Regions from separate parts of the Mus musculus genome. Here region 1 is linked to region 2. The links are chromatin loops, found by intact Hi-C in ENCODE. Cell type or tissue: left cerebral cortex. All regions are shown on one strand.

Region 1 (8,000 bases), 500 kb after region 2:
ATGTCACCACTGGCATGTGGAGCAGAACCAACTCAGTGAACCTCTCAGGAATCATCATAGTTTTAGGCTGCAGTACAGACATAAATATTCTCATAGTCTTTTGTGGTAATGTGGCCACAGACAGCAACAAAGGCCCTGGTTGCAGCAGGACTGCAGTCCCAGACATGACTCTTGGTACAGCATGGCAATACTCTTGTCTCTGGTTGCTGCGCAGGACTCTCACATCAGGCTATTCATCACTGCTGTTGTTCTGCAGTTCCACCTCTCTTCATAGCCCACAAGCTACTTGGTTTCTCTTTCTCGCACATCATTCCACCATATACCTGCTTGCTTCTGGCAGGCTCCCAAATCTTCAATATAATTATGAATGAATCTAAGGTATTCTGTGAACTCATAATCCATGCCCAGATCTCAAAAGCTAACCTGTAATCTTCTTCTAAGGTCCCCATCACAATGAATATTTGGTTTCCACAGAGATGCAACACCTGGATCTCCATACAAGAAGAGACCTGCCTCATTTCCTCCAAGATTTGAGGGAGAATGCCCATATGTAGTCTTAAGCTATCAGATTCAATATCTACCTGATCTGTCCACAGAAATTTTGTACTTATCTGTGGGGCAGTGGACTGTGCCACGAGACAGAAAAAAACCTTGGTAAATTTAATCAGATTAAGAAACCCCAGTACAAAGGTCAAATCTAAATGGATTAAGGAACTCCACATAAAACCAGAGACATTGAAACTTATTGAGGAGAAAGTAGGGAAAACCCTCGAAGAGATGGGCACAGGGGAAAAATTCCTGAATAGAACAGCAATGGCTTGTGCTGTAAGATCAAGAATTGACAAATGGGACCTCATAAAATTGCAAAGCTTCTGCAAGGCAAAAGACACCGTCAATAAGACAAAAAGGCGACCAACAGTTTGGGAAAGCATCTTTACCTATCCTAAATCAGATAGGGAACTAATATCCAATATATATAAAGAACTCAAGAAGGTGAACTCCAGAAAATCTAATAACCCCATTAAAAATGGGGCTCAGAGCTAAACAAAGAATTCTCACCTGAGGAATACTGAATGGCTGAGAAGCAACTGAAAAAATGTTCAACATCCTTAAACATCAGGGAAATGCAAATCAAAACAACCCTGAGATTCCACCTCACACCAGTCAGAATGGCTAAGATCAAAAATTCAGGTGACAGCAGATGCTGGCGGGGATGTGGAGAAAGAGGAACACTCCTCCATTGTTGGTGGGATTGCAAGCTTGTACAACCACTCTGGAAATCAGTCTGGCAGTTCCTCAGAAAATTGGACATAGTACTACCGGAGGATCCAGCAATACCTCTCTTGGGCATATATCCAGAAGATGTTCCAACTGGTAAGAAGAACACATGCTCCACTATGTTCATAACAGCCTTATTTGTAATAGCCAGAAGCTGGAAAGAACCCAGGTGCCCCTCAACAGAGGAATGGATACAGAAAATGTGGTACATTTACACAATGGAGTACTACTCAGCTATTAAAAAGAATGAATTTATGAAATTCCTAGCCAAATGGATGGACCTGGAGGACATTATCCTGAGTGAGGTAACCTAATCACAAAAGAACTCACACAATATGTACTCACTGATAAGTGCATATTAGCCCAGAAACTTAGAATAGCCAAGATAGAAGATACAATTTGCTAAACGCATGAAACTCAAGAAGAACGAAGACCAAAGTGTGGACACTTTGCCCCTTCTTAGAATTGGGAACAAAACACCCGTAGAAGGAGTTACAGTGACAAAGTTTGGAGCTGAGACGAAAGGATGGACCATCTAGAAACTGCCATATCCGGGGATCCATCCCATAATCAGCTTCCAAACGCTGACACCATTGCATACACTAGCAAGATTTTGCTGAAAGGACCCAGATATGGCTGTCTCTTGTGAGACTGTGCCGGGGCCTGGCAAACACAGAAGTGGATGCTCACAGTCAGCTATTGGATGGATCACAGGGCCCCCAATGGAGAAGCTAGAGAAAGTACCCAAGGAGCTGAAGGGATCTGCAATCCTATAGGTGGAACAACAATATGAACTAACCAATACCCCCCTCCCCCGATGCTCATGTTTCTAGCTGCATATGAATCAGAAGATGGCCTAGTAGGCCATCAGTGGTAAGAGAGGCCCATTGGTCTTGAAAACTTTATATGCCTCAGTACAGGGGAACGCCAGGGCCAAGAAGTGGGAGTGGGTGGGGGAGCCTGTGGGGGACTTTTGGGATAGCATTGGAAATGTAAATGAAATAAATGCCCAATAAAAAAATAAATAAAATGAAACAAAATAAAAACCCATAGATTCAGGAGTTTCTCATTATAACCTTATAGTAACTTTCTTGAGCTGAGCCACAAAGTGTTTGGACTCTCCTGTATTTTGACTCACATAGTAACCATAGATTTAGCTAGATGATTCTCTGATTCCTTTTTTAACTTACTGTTTTGTTGTTAGCTTGCTTTGATGTTTGCATTACATCATTTTAAATTTGTTGGGCTCTAATAGCTTTGAAATTATATTTTGTATCTGTCTAATTGTGTTCTTGGGTATATTTCTATAAGTAAACTCTTTTTATGTAAAAACATAAAAAAAAAAAGAAAAGAAAAAGAAACCCCAGTGCATTCATACCTAAGAACAGTAGCCATTTTATTTACTCCCAGCCAGGTTCCTGTCCTGGAACAGGTGACCATGACACCCCACGAAGAGGATACTGACAATCAGTCCTGTAGGGCAGTGCCTGAAGCGCCTTTACATGCAGATGAAGCATCATTAACATCTCAGACCAAGCAAATAGGAAGCATCTCCTTTTAGACCCCAACCCACCCCAAAATGTATAAAAGACCCTGTCCACAAGGAATAAAGTGCGTGTGCTATTTCATCAAAGATCTGAGAGCATCTGTCATAGATAGAGGTGTAACACTTTGGGGAAGTGAATTCTTTCATGAAGCTTTTGTAGTTGGAAGCTGTTTGAACCTACCACAGTCACTTCCATCTCTGTGGCCCCAACCTTAGCTCCTAACCACCTGGTACTCCCTGCTGTCCCACTGAGCCCTGTTGGTCACTATCATCCCATTGTGTGCCACTTATGCTAGAACAGTGGTGGCCAGAAGAGACCCAGCAGCCTGCCTTGACCCAACTCCCTCTCCCTTTCAGAGAGCTCAACTCTTTGGCCACTCTAGCTCGGCCAGGGTCCTACAGATTCTCGAAGATAGCATCCAGCACACAGGAAAACCTATCCAGCAATTGGCTAATGAGAGATTTTAATCACCTGGCTAATGTGGGTCAGGTCCTAAAGAATATGTATGTATTCCAATAGCCCCACTGTACTGGCTAGTATTTTGGCAAAATATTACATTCATTGGCCATTCCCTTTGCTTAATTCTGTTCCCTTCACCATATCCTCACAAGTGCTCACCCATAGTGTATCTCAGTATTTCTTTCCAGAGGCCCTAACCCTAGACAACACCGTAGTTGACTTCTGTTAGTCAGCTTATTTCTGAAGCCATGTCACTGAGAGGGGAAATCTCATTTAACTCAGTATTCTTAGAAACTAGCAAGTCGTGACTAAATGGAAAGCAATCAGACATGAATTAAAATTAAAATCATCTTAGGGAAAATTAAATATTAAAAAATATTGGCAGAAAAATTGAACAGTCACAAAAGCAATTATTATGTTTCACTTTTTAAAATGCTTCCTATGAATGAAGCTATTTTCATGAACCACTCATACACTTTTAGAGGAAGTAAATTTTACCAGCAACTTCAACACTACTCAGAGTAGAATCCTCTGAATTACTTAACTGCTGCAGCAATGGTCCTCTTTCGTCCGAGTGCTTGCTCTGTACTTGGACAAAGCAAATAATGAACAATGTATGTACGACATCTGCTGGCTCACAGATTATGTTACATCTGCCTTTCAGTAAGGCTGGGCCACAGAGGCTGGGCATCCTGGAAAGTCAAACCTTTTCTTATGTTGAGCCTTGCACAAAGATTAACAGGACTCGATTTGTCTGTGCTGAGAGAGTGGGGGTTATTAATTTGCCAAAGATGCCACTTGTGATGAACAGAACAGCCCCATTCCTTGAATCCTTTGATTTATATTGTCTCCAGATTAATCGTCATTCATCCAATTAAATGCTCTGGATCTGGGCCTCTGGCCAGTTCCATGTCACAGACTGTGATAAGACCTATTAGCTGTAAGGCTTAAGTTAACCAGGATTGGACCCAAGGGAGGTATATTGCCCACATGAACCACCTTCTTCTACTTCTGCACCAACCTGCTTAATGCTAATATATATATTTCATTTTACATGCTATGCCCACAGTCTGTACATGAAATTCAATTCTTAGTAGAATGTTAAAGATTCCGTAAATTTGAAACTGCTGGCAAGTCAAGTTTAGAGGTTTATAAATTTATGTAAATATTTTTTAGCAACACACAAAGTTGTACAAGCACAAACTACAAGTAGGAAGACACCCCTAAAAAAATAGTACAAGGATGTTTCCCAGTGCTATTATTATAACATGCTCTGTTATAATACACTATTATATATTTATATAATATATAATATACTAACAAGAGGCAGGATGAGAAGAGAACTTTATCTATAGTATTTGTATAGTTACCTTTTTCCTAATCTTGGTTCAACACATATTTGTATAGCCTTTAAAACTTAAAATGGAGATGGTTCGTGTGCTGCGGAGACTCGCAGGAAAAGTAAAAGTCAAATGGAAACCTAGAAAATATCTTTTGAGTATGCACCGCTTCTTAGGCATGTAGAAGCAATCCAGGAAAGCTTAGCACAGGGTGCGGAGCCTCTGCTTCTTTGTAATGGACTAAAGTGTAGGCCTTCCTTTGAACTCCAAATCCTGAAAAATAGGAACTGATGAAAGGGTCAGTGGAGTTAATCACCATGGCAATCCCAGCAGGTATACACAGTTCACTCTTCAAGCTGACAAGTGTCCATAGGTTGAGGTTAACACTGGTATTCAGTAGCATGTGCCAGCAGTCCTCATAAGCATTTCCATATATGCCGTTAGTGGGGATGTCAACAAACACTTAAGCATTTTGAATTTTCTTGATTAACATGAGAAAAAAATTGTTTTGAATCATGATACTGGGAAAGATATCTTTATTAGTAGTCATATAAGCACATAATTCTCTATATTAGAATACCAGACTTCATTGAATGTGGTTCAGAAAAGGGCAGGAGGTATTTCTGCATCAAGTTACCCCTCTGTTCTTTGCATTCCACTTGATTTACAGTGACTTGGGATTAACCTCATGACTACAGAGCTTGCCATCAACGGTTGATTAGGTAAGATATGAGGCAATATTTGCAATTATCCACTTTGGAACATGTCATAAATCCATAGAATAGTAAATTGATCCAAATAGTTTTTAGTTCTTTTTCTATACCTTACCTACCACACCATGGTGCTTCCTTCCTTCCTATCCTGACTGAACTTTTAACTTAAAATCCTTCTTAAAAATTACCCTCATTGTTTCATAAACTACATTAAAGGATGTCATACCTATCTATCTGCCATCTACTAGCTATCTATCCATTGAAATGCTTGCTAACATTATTAAAGTTATTCGAACTATAACCTTTTATTAATTATTCATTTAGTGTATCTGTCTATAAGAAGAACATCTAAAATAGAATATCTTGATACTTTTCCTGATGTAATATGATATTGACTTTAGTGCTTATAATGTACATGAAATATATATTTATTCACCCAATATATCTACTACTTTTATCCACTTGGCCCAAATTACTTCATTTTTAAATCTGCTCAGCTATTAATCATTCTTATACATTTTGTTGCTATGGATTCAACAGTTTTTCATTACACAAAGAAATGTCATGCCCTGGTTGTTGTTTGCCTGTTTGTTTCTGTGTTTAGTTTATTTCATTTATGGCGATGTCTTCTAGGCTTATGTTTACAATTGTGAACGGTAGGTTTCTTCGTTTAAAATTCTGTTTTATGTCTTTCTTGTTTATATTCTAATTCTTTTTCCGTTCATTGACATATTATCTTTCATAGGGAGTAATGCAGAAACCAAATAAGAAATATGTATGTACACATAGATAATTAGCATCTTTAAGACATATTCTCTAAGAGGTGTATCTGCTGTATTTGATATCAGTTCTAGTTTTAGATTGATGGCAATATGGGGGAAATTCCATTAGGTTTCACCCTCATTAGCCTTATTATCTATAATAATAGTTGTCATAACAACTATATGCTAATTGTGGTTTTAATTTATATTTTCCTGATGGCTAATGATGAGAACTATTTCTCGTATCTCTCATATCTATTGCACTTTATGTCTTGAGAAATTTTTCTTTTTTGTTGATGTTGTTTTGTTTTGTTTTATCCCCTGTTTTCAATTGTGCTGGACTCTATCTTGGGTATTCTGTACTTTATTTTGGCTAATATGCACTCATTAGAGAGAATATACCATGCATGTCCTTTTGGGTCTGAGTAATCTCAGATGATATTTTCTAGTTCCATCCATTTGCCTGCAAAACTCAGGATGTCCTCATTCTTAATAGCTGAGTAGTATTACAATGTGTAAATGAACCACATTTTCTATATCCATTCTTCTGTCATGGGACATCTGGGTTGTTTCCAGGTTCTGGCTATCACAAGTAAGGCTGCTATGAACATGGTGGAATATGTTCCCCTGTGACGTGGTAGGGCATCTTTTGAGTATATTACCAAGAGTGGTATAGCTGGGTCTTCAGGTAGATCTATTTCCAATTTTCTGAGGAACCTCCAGATTGATTTCCAGAGTAGTTGTACCAGATTGCAATCCCAGCAGCAATGGAAGAGTGTTCTTCTTTCTCCACATTCTCTCAAACATGTGTTGGCACGTGAGGTTTTGATCTTAGCTCTTCTGATGGGTAAAAGGTGGAATCTCAGGGTCGTTTATTTCATTTCTCTGATCACTAAGGATTTTGAACATTTCTTCAGGTGCTTCTCAGCCATTCAAGATTCCTGAGTTTAGTGAATTCTCAGTTTAGTTCATTTTTTGATTGAGTTGTTTGGATTTTTTGGTGATTAACTTCTTGAGTTCCTTATATATTTTGGATATTGGCCCTCTATTGGATGTGGAGTTAGTGAAGATTTTTTTTCCAATCTGTAGGTAGCTTATTTGTCTTATTTACTATGCCCTTTGCCTTACAGAAGCTTTCCAATTTCATGAGGTCCTATTTATTAATTCTTAATCTTAGAGCATGAGCCATTGAAATTCTGTTTAGGAAATTTACCCCTGTGCCAATGAGTTCAAGGCTCTTTCCCACTTTCTCTACTATTAGATTCAATGTATCTGGTTTTATGGTGAGGTCCTTGACCCACTTGGAGTTTAGCTTTGTACAAGGTGACAAGTATGGGGCTATTTTCATTCTTCTACATACAGACAGACCAGCACCATTTATTGAAGATGCTTTCTTTGTTCCATTGTATATTTTTGACATCTTTATCAAAGATCAAGTGACCTTAAGTATGTGGTTTTAATTCTGGGTCTTCAATTCTTTTCCATTGATCAACATGTCTGTCTCTGTACCAACACCATGCAGTTTTTTTTGTTTGTTTGTTTGTTTGTTTTCTTTTGTTTTGAGACAGGGTTTCTCTGTATAGCCCTGGCTGTCCTGGAACTCACTTTGTAGACCAGCCTGGCCTCGAACTCAGAAATCTGCCAGCCTCTGCCTCCCAAGTGTTGGGATTAAAGGCGTGCGCCACCACCGCCTGGCTGCAGTTTTTAATCACTACTGCTCTATAGTGAAGATTGAGGGCAGGGACAGTGATTCCTCAGCCATTCTTTTATTGTTAGGAATTGTTTTAGCTATTCTGGGAGTTTTGCCTTTCCAGATGAATTTAAGAATTACTCTTTCCATGTCCTTGAAGAATTGTGTTGGGATTTTGATGGGGATTGATTAAATCTATAGATTACCTTTGG
Region 2 (8,000 bases):
TCTGTATCAGCCAGTGTTCAACCAGAGAAGTCAAAGGAGTAAGAAATCTGTAATATAGTGTACATGTTGAAGGGTTAACTATAGATAAATGGCTCACACAATGGTGGGTGATGGGTAGAGAGTCTTGGTAAAGCTAATTCATGAGTGATACAGGCTTGAAAAACAGCACTGGCAGTTTCGATGAGTAGGTCATAGTAAGCAGGTATCCCCATGGGAGAAAAATGCCGGTCTTCGGCCTGTTGATGCACAGGGGTATCATGCGGAAGCCCAGCCCCTAGGCCATAACCAAAACATGCAGCACTTGACGCGGTGCTGCATGGCACAGAGGTGAGACCAAGGTCAGCAATTAGCACTAGGTATAAAGTGGCTATTCACTCCTGTCATCTTCCAGATATCTCTTCTCCTGGCTTTGGAAACACTATATATATTCTAAGCCTTATATAGTAGTAATCCTGAAAGTCTAGCATGCAGAGTGCTTGAGGCAGGAGGACAACAAGTAAGAGACCTAGAGTTGTGGTTCTCTTCTCTTCATCTGTTCAGTGTCATTTCAATATATCACAGACTGTAATTTATAAACATGGCCATATTTTCTTACTGTTAGGAAACTGGAAGTCTATGGCCAAGGCTCAAGGCCTCTTATCAGTGTTGGGGGAGAGAGTGTGGAGGGAAAAGGGGAGGGAGGAAGAGAGGGCAGGAGGGAGGAGATTGATGTCTCTTTCCCTATGGATAGTCCTACTCTATTATGGAGCTTTGATTACTGCCTTAGGTACCATCTCCAAATATAACTGCATTTGGAGGTTATGGCATCTGCATGTTAACTTTTGGAAGAAAAAATATTACCAGCCCATAAGAGCTTTCTACAGTTTCATTTATATCCAAACAACAACAAAAGGCTCCCTTATCTCCATTTTCTTTGAGTGATGTCCTTGGGTAAGTCTGGAAGCAGAGCCATGCCAGAGTACCCCCAAATCCACTCCCTCACTAATACTTTCTTCCAAGTCCTTTATTTTTCCAAAGTGATTGCCTCTCCAGTGACTATCCCAATTCTCTCAGGTGTAAAACCCACAGCCTCCTGCTGGTAGCTCTCAGACTGCACCATCTCAGAGAATAGTGATAACACAGTAAAGAATCTTAGATACTGCATAGATGTTACAGATAAAAATTGTAGGTAATACATCTGGAAGCTTGTTTCCTTCTTTGTAACCATCTTTACAGGGTACCCCAAATCCCGCCTAAGTGAATTAATTGGAAAACTGGTACTGAGGATCTAAATGATCTTGAGTCTTTGCCCCTCCACTGGTTTCTCCTCCTAACCATACTAATACTCACATGTTTTTTTTACTTTCTTGAAAGAATAATTTTGACCCTTGTCCCTAGCTGGTTTTCAAACTGGCTCCCACTACAACTATTCTGTCACAGGTTCAATGGCCAGTGGTTCCCTATCTAGCAAACCTAACTACCTTCTCCTCCCTGGCACTCTGCAACACATGTCTGACCACATTCTTTGACACTCTTGTCCCAGATCACTCCCTCATCTCTTGCCAGTTTCCCTATTTTTTAATGCACCTGCTAATTATGGGTGTTCCTCAACACTCTTTCTATAGCCTACACATTCTAATCTCTGTCTTCTATGATTCCTCTGAAAGAGCTCCTTTATGAGAGCAATTAGAATCATCCTGTCCAACACTGGGCAAAACAAAGTAGTTTTAAGGTTCCAAGTTAAACAAACTGGTGAGATTAATTTTAACATTCTTTTCTTAACTCAATATGTTCTTAATATTATCATTCTAAGATTATAAACTATTTTATATCTATTTTGCATATTGTGACTTTAAAATTCCACGGGTCTCTCTACTTACAGAACACCTTCACTTTGAGCTCTTTTCCATTCTTATTAATCAATAATCTCACGAGGCTCCTAAATCTTGTCTCAGAGAATAGAGTCTTGGCATTTATGTCCCCGACATTAGCCCTTGTGTCCAGAGCTGGATAGCAGCCCTTACCTGCATCTCTCAACACCTTGCTTGTCCAAGGCATCAAAGGGGCATCAATTATCAATGGTGCCTTTCACTTTAATGAACTCTGTGAAGATTATAAAAAAGGCTTATTTTAGAACCATTGATACATTTTATGGTTGTGTTTATGTATGATGTAAAATTTATCTTGTTAAATGGGTTTGGAAACTCAGTGATAAAAGTTAAATAATAAACCAGGATGGTGTCACATGCCTACAATTACAACATTTGGGAAACTGAGACAGGAGGATAGCTGGCTCAAGCAACCTAGGAGACATGACCACACACTGTCTTAACTATAAAAAAAACATTAGTAATAATAATAACAATAAAGTATAATATTTGTAAATTTTCACACATAAATTGTACTTTACATAAGCTGATGAAAAACAAAATTTAATTTTGGACATCTCATTATAAGAAACTACATTAGAAGGACCAAATCAGATTCTGGTCTACAATAAAACATTTTAATTATGTTCTTCCTAAAGACAAAGCTAACCAAGACTTTGCTAGTCTTAAAGTGAAACTTATCTTAATTACAACTCTCTTCCAACAATTGTTAGAGCGTAGTGCCTGAATTCAGGATCACTGTGCCATATTCTTGAAGAGAAAACTTTATTAGATATGCTTTGTATATTGGAAAGATAACACATTAACAGTGTTTTGGGTTAATAGCTTATGGCTGAAGGTAGAGAAAAGTTCTAACTATATTAATGAACATTCTTGTTCTCACATCCTTTTTCAAGCTCAGCAAATAAAGAACCCTCTGCTTCAAAAGAAGGAGGTGGCTAAGCATTCACCAGGGTGGACTGGTGAGTGAAAAACAATGACAATGTTGTTAACATTAAAGAAACTTGCTATGGATATGAAGATGCCTCTGAGTCGGCTTCATATAACCATACCTTTCTGAAGCAATGGCAACATCGTAATTTGCATTCTTTCTGTTTCCTTCCAACTGATAATCCAGTTGTCTCCAAAGAAGCAATTGGCCTTGACATGTACAGACAGAGGACATGGTTACCCTGGCAACCAGCACCATGGACCACATGTGACCCTCTACAAAGAGCATCTACACCCTTTCAAAAGATAAACTAAAGCACTCAAAACACTTACACTCTGACCCAAACCCAAATAAAAGCCCTGTTTCTCAATGATGATGAAAATTACAGCTACAACTGATTTTAACTTCATCATCTGACAAAATATTGAACTGTGGGTTTGAAATTGGGCATGGTCATTTTATGTTTATTGCAACAATATGAGTAAAGTTTTTGGTTAGGTAACTAACTATATGGTACTAAACCTCTCCCAGTATTCAGAGTGTGAAGATCCAGCAGAGGGAGCCCACACATAATTGATGATTAAAAGTTGGTCTAAAATGATTTAATTGCATTTAAAGATTTTTAGTAATAAAATTTTTGTTAACTTTGGATCCTATAGATTATCCAATGAAGTATAAATTTTTAATGGTGGCTTGTTCATTTTTATTCATTTAATGTCTTTCACACATTTAAAAACATGCTTATGTATGAAGTGAACACTTTTTTTAGGTCTTTTTTGTATAACTACTTCAGGAATACTCAATGGAGCTAACTCAACTTCATTTTAGATTTCCTAAAGCTTTCAGTCCCATTTTCTCCTTTTTGAGCACCCCCATTTGACTGAACACCTAAGAAAAGTATCATGAAACAGTTTTATAACTGAGTGGAAAAAAAACAAAAACATGTACAACCCCTAGCTGCTAGCTGCTTCCATAAAAAGAACACAAGAGGTTTACTGGGCATTGTTTACATGTCAAGTAAGACGTCTTTGAAAATGACATGCCTTCTATAGGAAGCTGTGAGATCCTAGGACCTGCCTCACTCCAAGAAGACATTGAGAGTCTGCGTGTAGTTCAACAACCAAGGAATATTCGTCTTCTCATTCGTTTCTCCAGAAATATTGATTGACATGCCTTTTCATTCCATTAACTACTCCAAGCTTGAAGAATATAAGTGTGCTAAAGCGACTATCATGTATTCGGTTGCTACGTACTAGAGGCTGTGCTACACTTTCTTTCATAAACCTCATACCATCTAGTTAGGAGAAGAAAGACTGCCTTTCTCAGAATGTAAATAAGTAAATAATACATGACAGACCTGGAATTTGTATATAAATGTGAGACCCTAAAGTACAAGCTGATAATAATTGTGAAGTACATATTTCCAAAAAGTATTCCTGTAAGTCATGGTTGCTTTTGGTGAACCCACAAGTTCTTATCCTCAGCAGAAACACTTGTAGAGAGGATCGGCACACAGGTAATATTTGAAGGTGTTCAATGAAGCAGTTCCCATGCTAGATGATGTGGCGTTGATCTTTTCAATAGAGCAACAAGTATGTGCTGTCCTTTGACAATAAAGACTGACCCGAAAGATTTCATAATAATCTATCCCCTAGCACTGTCATGAGCCTAGGATTTAAAGTCATATAGTTCTGATTGTAAAACCTTCATTGTTAATTTGCATCTATTTTGTATAATCATCCCACCTGGTCAGTTCCCTTGAAATAAAATTTTGTTTGTGTTTATTCGTACTTTGTTCCCCAGCTGAAAAATAGTCTTCTAAACCTCAACTCAAACACTCATTCACAGTACACTTTTTCCATGTATATACTCACACTAATTTTTAAATAAAAATTGGTTTTACATTCTTCAGATAATTAAAAGGTAATTATTAGCTGAGGGGTAAAAAAGAATCATACTGCCTACAAAGTGGAATGCATTGGGATCCATTTCTATTTAAGAACCTTATTTTGTGAATGAGAAAGCTGAGGTTAGGAGTGATTGTTTTCTTAATGTTCACTTATGAGAACCGAGAATATGAAAACATATATATGTACGTATACATAATTATGTATATATAATTAAATATATTTAGAAATATATATTATATTCTCTCTATTTAATATAAATATATAATACATAACACACTAAATTTAAATAATACATGTAATTATATATGTGTTTGTATCTATAATTCAGCACATTCTGTGTCCCATACATGCACATACAGAGTTGTATGTTTTCTAAGTGAATCATAAGCCTTTGTATATGCTGTCCCAGAGATCAAGTTCCTAAGTGAGCGAATGACCAGAAGCAGAGTCCCAAGGAGATCCTGTCTCTTGACTTCTACAGACACTGAACATTGTAGCACGTGCTTGAGCAAAGGTTTCTCGTTGCAGAGACACATTGGTTCCAAAGGTGCTGTTTTCAGAGCTGCCTCTAATCCTCCTGTTCTCTTCAGCTGTCCATCATATGATCTCAGTCGTCACAAGGCTCATAAAGAACTCTGGTAGCCTTAACTTCATTACTGTTCCAGTATGTATGCCCTGTGTTTTCAGAACTGACCTGTGGCAGAGATAAATAAGCCAATACAAATTAACTATTATATCCTAAATGTCACTTAAAGACATTTAAATGGACATTTCATCTTGACAGGATGCATGCAAGCTATCCAAGAAAATAGCATCTGTCCCCAAACTATCTAAGAGCACACAAAAACACAAAACTTAAAAACTTTTTTCCAAAACGTAACAAAACCATTTCTCACCACTGTGTAGTTTTTCTTGTTTATTGCTTTACATTTGTCCGTCTTTGACAATTGTAGACTTTCAATAGCTGAATGAATAAAACCCAGCACACACTACAGAGTGGTTCTTATGTGCCAAGCAGGGGAATGAGAATGTCGAAATACATTAGCACATTGAAACCACATTATAGTTCTGTGAGGTAGACTTGTGGAAAGAGAGAGCACTGTAACATGGCCAAGGTCACTCAGTGAGTGACAGAGGTAGGCTCTGGTGTAAGATTTGTGTTTCTCAAGGTCGGCACTTTAATCACCAGGCAGATTTTCATTGGAGTGCTTCCATCTGAAGCCTAAACAGTTGGTCAACTCCCTGGTTCTATTCATACAATCTCTATTTTTCTTAAATGGCAATAATTATAGCATGATCATATTGTTGCTACAACCTTTCCTGGCTTATGTAAGCATTTTGTTTGGTTTGCTAAAAATGCTCCTTTAAAAAACATCAGGACCACGTTTAAATATAATTCAGATCACTGGTTGACCCAGCTCCAAAATTCCTGTGAAAATATTGTTTCCAACGGGGAAAAAGATACATTAAAGATATGAATTGGTACACAATATCCCAGCCCTTGCCATGAAGCCCAGAATGAAAGTTTTTGTGCATAAATGGAGTTTGGCTCAAGACATGTTATAGCAACTCAGACTTGGGGACATCTAGAATGATTCCTCTCCACTGATAAGTATGTTAAACAAAACTTATAAACCCCAGTATAGGATTTGTTAAACAAAACTTATAAACCCCAGTATAGGATTTGTACTTTAACTCTAAGTTTATGGAAAGGTAAATAGGTCAAAGACCTGGTAAATATGGTCAAAATGTTGGAATACTATGTAGATTTTGTTTTGTTATGTTTTCCTGTTAATTACAAAGGGGACTTCTTTCTCTTGCCAATGAGTGGCCATTAGGTTGGGAATAGTCTATAACCCAGGAAACCATCCTAATAACTTAGCTAGGAGGAAATTGTCCAAGTGTTCTTGATTATGGATTATGGATTATGATGAGATGATGTGTCTAAGCAGGAGTTGAAGTTACAGAACAAAAAGGAATTTGCATGAAGTCCAAGAATTATCTTTTTAAGTATATTCAAGATCAACCATAGTTTTCTGCACCAATCAAATTCCTACAAACTGAGCTGACCAAAGTCTTCTGAAGGAATTTTTGACACATTGGATTTAGAAAAGTATAGATGAGCATTTTTGGAGATCTTATGAGTTATACAATTAGACAAATCAATACTTTTCCTTTTGTGGTCCTTCCATTATGCCAAGTGACGTATCAGCCATGTAGTTTTAATCGTTAGTTCTTTATTGACATGGAATCCAATTAGAGATGATGTTTGTCCCTCTTGAGCCACTCTTTTATGAGTGACCTCTTTTTAAGTGTCTTATTTAGCCCAGTTTACTACTATGAAAATAGCCTGAACAAAATGTGATTATTTTTCAAGAGACAGTCTAGAGATAGAATCTAGGAACAACTAGATTCAGCCACTTCTTTAATCACAGACTCTCTTGCTTGGAAGGTACCTCAAGGGTCATGCAGTGCAACTACATTAACTATAGTTTGTCATTAACTACCATCAGTTAATATTCATCAAATACTAACATCACCATATGCTCAAAAGTTGTCTGATTCAAAAACCTATCATTTTTATTTGATTTAATTAGCCTTTGTTACCTAAAAATCATTGAAGTGATCCCTGCCTGACACTGTTCATTTTCACAGTATGGGTCCAGGAGAGAGCAGGACTGGGGGTTATGATACAATGCACAGTGGCAATGGTATCAGTAATGCTTGGGAACAGAACGTAGGAGTTCTAAGGACTCTGGATCAAACTGTGGCTTTGCTGTTTGCCAATTCTGACTTCACATGAAGAATCAGTGTGTCTAAGTGTTGGCATCTTAATATAGAACAGCAACATACACATGTTATGAATTTTTCTATAAAGGGAATGATCTGAGACACATATATGGCTTAGCATGGCATGTCAAATAGAGTGTACACAAGTAGCCATTGTTTATAGCATTGCTGTATTTATTATTATACTGTGATAGTCTTTGGGAATTGCAGAGAACCAGCACATAGTGGGTCCTCAGCATGCATTAGTTGAGTAAGTAAAAGAGTAAATAATTATTCAGCTCAAGCTTTTATTGTACATGATATCTATAGGCACAATATCTACCCATAAGTAAGTTGACTATTTCACACTTAGTTAATGATTGCTGCTTGCTCTTGGGAACTTATCTTCTGAATATAAGTGAGTTGACAGTTAACAGAAACATGTGGCATAAAGTAATTTTACCCAGAATACAAGCTGTCGTGCTTTATAAGCAGCTGAACAGTAGGATTGGCTCAGATCTG

What was found. A loop is a pair of places that touch in the nucleus more often than their neighbours do. Peaks named below come from ENCODE experiments on the same cell type or tissue, not always from the same donor. Only the 100,000 strongest peaks of a DNase experiment are listed, where the experiment ranks them.
Region 1: a loop joins it to region 2, with 18 times the contacts of the local background. A loop is called at or near these places in 11 of 42 quality-filtered maps.

Annotation. Positions count from the first base shown.
Region 1 is chr15:42,203,546-42,211,545 of GRCm38, reverse strand. No RefSeq gene overlaps it. Among named protein-coding and RNA genes, the nearest start is that of Abra, 340 kb to the right of the region's middle. In left cerebral cortex, a CTCF peak has its summit at 3,921; a DNase peak (open chromatin) is centred at 3,921.
Region 2 is chr15:42,700,106-42,708,105 of GRCm38, reverse strand. Gm41314 (a long non-coding RNA gene) reads right to left here and starts at 3,351. Exons shown (of 4, transcript XR_875324.1): 1 at 2,921-3,351; 2 at 2,004-2,082. In left cerebral cortex, CTCF peaks have their summits at 1,051 and 3,355 (motif pointing right); a DNase peak (open chromatin) is centred at 3,348.